2 separate regions of the Mus musculus genome follow, and region 2 is linked to region 1. A link is a loop called in an ENCODE intact Hi-C map of the cell type or tissue named here. Cell type or tissue: left cerebral cortex. All regions are shown on one strand. Each heading gives the region's core, and the rest is flanking DNA. Links, peaks and the distances in the headings are about the cores only. Region 1 has its middle 54 kb from the start of Marf1. Region 2 holds the start of Mpv17l (Mpv17 transgene, kidney disease mutant-like).

Region 1 (2,912 bases), core at 149-2,648:
CCATCTTGCTCACCCGCTGCCTTGTGCAGGACAGCTGAAGAGTTCTGGTGCCTGAACCCAACTCCATCACTTCCATGTTATATGACTTTGAGTTCATCACGTCTCCATCCCGAACCTCAGTTTCCTCATCTGCCAACTGGGGATGATGGACCTCAGTTTCCTCATCTACCAACTGGGGATGACGGCCCTGCAGCAGCGCAGTGAAAGGAAGCTTTTGACTGGGCTTCACTCTGCACGGGCTTTCTTCTCTAGCAGCTCCTGCTTAGTTTGTATCTATCCCCTTAAGTCAGTATGAAGCTAGGACTGGGAAAAGGGTGTAGAAAAGGATTGGATTGTAAGAAAGCTGGCCCGGGTCCCTGGACTTTCCCATTGTGCCCGTGGGAAGGCCCAGGAGGGTATCAAGCAGCAGACCTGGTTACATCGGTGCTTTTAGGCACAGCACGATCTGTCTAGAGGTAGAGACGTGGGAAGAAGGGCTGGCTGGTGAAGAACTTGAGATGTCCTTGGCAGGGGAAATGGTCTAGGAGACATGCCAACAGACAGGGTGTTAAGAGGAGCCAAGGAACTGAAGGAAGTCTGTGGTCTCGGTGTCAGGAGGTAAGGCTCAGGGTACAAGAAGGAGGGTAGGCTGCATAGAAGAGTACTGATTTTTCTTTCCACAGAAAAATAGCTTAGGAAGAATCTGTAGGCTGCTGTGGAGAGAGGAGTAATGAAGGGTTAACACATGGTTGTAGTTGATGAAAGTTGATAAAACAGTGACAGTGGCTACCCTAGGAGAGGGTACACACTCTCCAGATACTTATGACGTAGGTGCTGGAGACATAGCAATTGAATAGAAATGAGTAATAGGTCAAAGACAAGAGGACATGTCCTAGGATAGATAACCTTGGGCAGCTGAGAACAGGGGATACCCTTCCCTAACATGGAAATACTTAGAAGAAACCTAGTAACAAGTTAGACCAAGTCAACTGATTTTTACAAAGATTTATTAGTGTGTAGGGGGACAGTTGGGGCTGGGATATTCTCATGATACAATATGAGTGTGAAGATCAAAGGAGGATTTTCAGGAATCAGTTCTCTCCTTCTACAGAGGCTCCACCTCAGGTCATCAGGCTTGTATAGCAAGAATTTGGCCTGCTAAGCCATCCTATCAGCTTGAAGTTGATTGCTTTCATCTTAAGTCTCAGAGAGTAAATATTTCAGGACTCAGGGGCCGTGCGCTCTTTAATACTCAGCTCTACCATTTATCACAGAAGCACCTAAAGATGATATGTGACTGAGTGCAACTGACTTTTTTCTAATAAACTTTATTTATGGGGGCAAGAGAGGTTTTCGGTGGTCAGGAACACTGGTCGCTCTTCCAGAGGACCTAGGATCAATTCACATGGCAGTAACAGCCGTCATAACTCCAGTCCCAGGGAATCTAATACCCTCTTGGATTCTGTAGGCACTGCATGCAGGTAATGCACAAATATACATGCAGGCCAAACACGCATACACATAAGATCGAAGGTTTAAAAAAAAAACTTTATTTACAACCAGAGGCGGGCATACGTTAGATGGCAGCTTGCCAATCCTTGTTTTAGGATGTGTTACTTTAATGTGCACGTTGTATTCCAGTGTTGATTCAGACCAAATCTGAGTTTAGGAGGGATATCCAGGTCGAAAAACAAGTCTAGCAGTGTAGCTAGCTATCCAAGATGTTTGAGAAGTGGAAAAGAGAAAAGATCAGGTCTGGTGATGATCCCCAAGCATCAGGAAGGTTTAGCAGAGAGTAGAAAGTCTATAAGTCTTGCATTAAAGTGGAAAGAAGAGGACAGTTACAAGTCCAAAACAGCCTGTGGTCAAGCTGGTCTAGGAGCTCAGTTTAACTGACCAGAGGTCATGTAAGAAGCCAGAAAGGTGGCTCAGCAGTTAAGTGTCATTTTGTAGAGGACTCTAGTTCAGTTTCCAGCTCAAAACCTCCTATAACTCCAGCTCCACGGAGATATCACCCTGACACCCTCTTCTGGCCTCCATAGTTACCTGTATACATGCAACATACACACACACACACACACACACACACACACACACACACACACCTGTAAATAAAAATGAAAAGTTCAAAATTAAATAAGTAAAATAAAGGGGGCTGGAGAGAGGTGCTCCTGGGAGGTAGGACGCACACCTAGAGACTGAGGCAAAGCATATATATGTCTCTCCCAGGCACCAGAGACCATGAGGCCGACTGATGGGCACCAGCCTGATGTAACCTAGGCACAAGCTTGTATTCCTGATGAGAGGAGGTAGCTTTGAGACAGCATAAAGGACAGATTAATGGATTCAAGAAGTTTGCCAGTGGCTCAGTAGTAGAGCACTAACGTGTACAAGTCCCAGCCCCAGAAGGAAAACAGATGCATTCAGGAGGCAACTGGAGATTAGGAAGATGGACATGGCATGTCTATGGCCGCCTCTAAAGAAGAAAGCTAGGAAGATGCTGAGAAAGATGGCAATGAGGGCAGAGAGGTATTTGTTTAAATGGGAGATGTGTATAAATGCAGTAAGAAGAAAGGACTGTCAGGGAGGAACATGAGCAATGAGAGGTGATTCCCCCACTAGCTGCCATAGGATTCAACTATGGAGTCCTGCCGTTTCCTCACCTGTGCAGTGAGGACAGTAATAGGATCTGCCTGATGGGAGATGTGTGTATGGTACTTAGTGCCACGAGTAGGATTCCTGTTACCAGCCTCCTTGATGCCTTCCAGAAGGATCAAGTCTGGGTGTGGAGGGTCCCATGATCTTCAAGATTCCCCAGCTTTGTGTAACCCTGGTGATCCAAGATCATCATCTCTCATTTTCATCTGGTTCTGTCCTGCTTAAAGCCCAAATAGATGTTTGTCAGCTGTTATAGTTTTGTATATGAGACACAC
Region 2 (2,912 bases), core at 260-2,759, 160 kb after region 1:
GCACCAAGCTACAGTAAGCACTGGGATGTGTTTGCAAAGCTGGCTGAGAGATCGCTCGAGAGAACAAGGCACAGAGCTTGGGCAAATCAGAAAAAGCCTCTTGCTCTCTGGTTGTCTATTCTAACTTCACTGACCTTAGCCATGGCATTAGCTGAGACTATAACAGGCCACCAGGTCTTTGATGTTTCCTGTGGGTTATAGAAGGAAAGGAAGTTAATACAAACTCCCTATAATACCTCCCAGAGGAGGGTAAGTTTCTTCTAGATGGTTCGCCTACCTTTATTCGGTTTTAGAAGACATTAACAAGCTGAGCCTGGTGGGTCAAGAATGTCACCCCAACAACTTGGGAGATTTAAGTGGGAGAATCACAAATTCAAGACCAGCCTGAGCAACTCAGTGAGCCCCTGTCTCAGAATTAAAAACGAACTAAAGACTGCAAATATAGTTCAGTTGGCACAGCTTGAGGCCGGAGGGAGGCTTTAGGCTCAGTTGCTGGTGATCTACCATCCCCAATGACAGTCCCTGGAAAAGACTCTCCAAACACGGAGTGGCCCTCCCCAGCTGCCACTGCCTTTTAGGATACAGAAATTGCTAAGGAGACAAAAACCAAGAGACCCTTTGTTGTTCTCAGTAAACCAGGCAGAAAAGATTCCCAAAGCCAGCTCATCCAGCCCGGCTTGAAAACAGCTTCCTCATAGGTACACCACCCCCTCCCATTCTCTGTGTGACCCCACCCCAGGGAAATCTTGTTGCTCAAGCAAGACTAAGACCCTGGAAATGACTTCTGTAATCGCATATTTCACCCACTCTGCCCCCAGAGTCACCACCGATCCCATCACTTTTGAGTTAATGTGCTGGCCGCAGAGCCTCAGGTGTGGCTTTTTCTAGAACAGGTGGAGTCTAGGGATGGAGCTGCTATGGGGCTAAGCTAGGGTCTCTTGAAGATGCTTCTTTCTGGAGGAAAAGTGACCTCTCCCTCCTGAACTCTGTCAACCTCAGCCTCTCAGCTCGGACACCAACCCTCTGAATCCCTGGCACTTGGCATCTCCAGTTCCCCGGCCAGCGGCCCCCAAATTCTTCCTTCTGGAAACCTCAAGTCCTCCAATGTCCAGACCTCCGATCGCTGCTTCAGAACTTCCTTTCAGCCTTAATTCCCGGGCCGCAGAGTTGTCACCTCCTGCCTTAGCCCCAGTGGCTTTAGATCTCCGGTCTCCCCGTTCCCCGCACCCACCCCCACTCCCGAGCCTCCTGCCTGGCCTCCAGTGCCCGGCCCTGGCCCCTCACCGACGTAGAAGGCAGAGAGGGCTATCGGCCCTCCGACAGTCTGATCGCATAGCACCTTGGCCAGGACCGTGCGCGGCGCGCGGCCTGGCAGGGCGCGCTCCAGTAGGCGCAGCCACACGTAGTTGAAGTTTCCGTGGAAGGTCACGGCCAGAGTGGCCACGCGACGCGTCTGGCGCCAGTCGGCTGGGCCTCCCCGCAGTCGCTGCTGCAGGGCATCACCCGCCGAGAAGAGCCCGGCGTAGAGCAGCACGTTAGTGGGCCACGGATAGCGCCGTGCTGCCTGTGGAAACGCGCGCCACCAGCTCGCCATACCTGCCCCGGGTGCCCTCAGGGCCTGCACACCTGACTGCATGCATTTCAAGCGCCAGAGCGATTGGACCTCCCTCTGCACACCCAACCCGCTGGTCCAATCCAGTGACAGCTGGCCACCGAGAGGGCGGAGCTTCTGTGGTGATGTACGGCGTCCACCGGGATGTGACAATTTCCATGAAATTTCCAGGAGAGACATTCAGAAAACAGACTGCCTAGCATGGCATCGGTTCCCCACTACCGCAATAAAAAGTAAGAAAGCAAGCTAGCTCCAAAGTGTCAATGTACTGGAGATGCTGGCATACAGAGAATCATTCTTTTAGCACACAATACATCATCTTACTGGGTCACTATAGGCCGATGTCAGAAGAATGAATTACTGCTGGATGTGCCTATTCTGCCCTCCAGCTTGTGTCTTCGTGACCCCTGACATCCCAAAACAGGCTTGGAGACCCATGGTGTCAGTTCCAGGGGCAAGGGTGAGCATTTGGGGAGCAGGCAGAAGCTCTGACCTTGTGCAACTCATTTTCTCCATGTCTTTTTCTGCCTTACCCTCCTTCTGTGATAGCCAGCCTCTCTTCCAACACTCCCCTCTGTCTTGTTTGTTCACTGTAGTTTTTATTTTTTTAAAAAATCTAGTACCTTTAAAAAGATATTTTCTATTTATTTTTAAATATTCATTAAATTTTACTTTATGTGTATAGGTGTTTTGTCTGTATATCACTTACCATACTAAGTGCCCACAAAGTTACATACCATCATTAGCTGCCATGTGAGTGCTGGGAATTAAACCTGGGTCCTCTGGAAGAGCAACTAGTACTCTCAACCACTGAGTCATCTCTCCTGCCTATTTCAATTACTTACATTCTCTCAATCTCTCCCTCTCTCCCTCTCCCCCCCCCCTCTCTCTCTGTGTGTTGGGGGTGTGGAGATCAGAGGACAATTTTTATTTCTCTCTTTCCACTATGTAAAGTCCTGGGGACTGAATTGAGGATGTCAGGCTACTAAACCCCTTCACCAACTCGGTGCTTGAATTTTGAAATATTTTCAGACTCAGGGAAAATGTAGGAAAATTATACAAAGGAAGCCAGATGTGAGACATACCCTCTCATCCCTACACTTGGAAGGGAGGAGTGCTGAGGCAAATTGCCCAGAGTTTAAGGCAAATTGCCCACTCTAGGCTATAAAACAAGACCCAATTTCAAAACAAACAAACAAAACAAAACAAAAAACAGAAAATAAAAATATACAAATAATTCCCATATAATCTTACTTGTTTTGTTTTGTTTGAGTCAGAGCTCACATTGCCCAGGCTAGCC

Evidence for each region. A loop is a pair of places that touch in the nucleus more often than their neighbours do. Peaks named below come from ENCODE experiments on the same cell type or tissue, not always from the same donor. Only the 100,000 strongest peaks of a DNase experiment are listed, where the experiment ranks them.
Region 2: it touches region 1 in a loop (2.3-fold over the local background); 1 of 42 quality-filtered maps calls a loop at or near these places.

The regions. Positions count from the first base shown.
Region 1 is chr16:14,103,649-14,106,560 of GRCm38, reverse strand. It overlaps a transcript of Bmerb1 not described here. Among named protein-coding and RNA genes, the nearest start is that of Marf1, 54 kb to the left of the region's middle. In left cerebral cortex, for the core only: no CTCF peak of the experiment used is centred there; DNase peaks (open chromatin) are centred at 482 and 1,543.
Region 2 is chr16:13,939,396-13,942,307 of GRCm38, reverse strand. Mpv17l (Mpv17 transgene, kidney disease mutant-like) reads right to left here and starts at 1,643. Exons shown (of 4, transcript NM_033564.3): 1 at 1,285-1,643. The coding sequence starts at 1,594. In left cerebral cortex, for the core only: no CTCF peak of the experiment used is centred there; a DNase peak (open chromatin) is centred at 1,682; H3K4me3 peaks cover 1,928 bases; H3K27ac peaks cover 1,824 bases.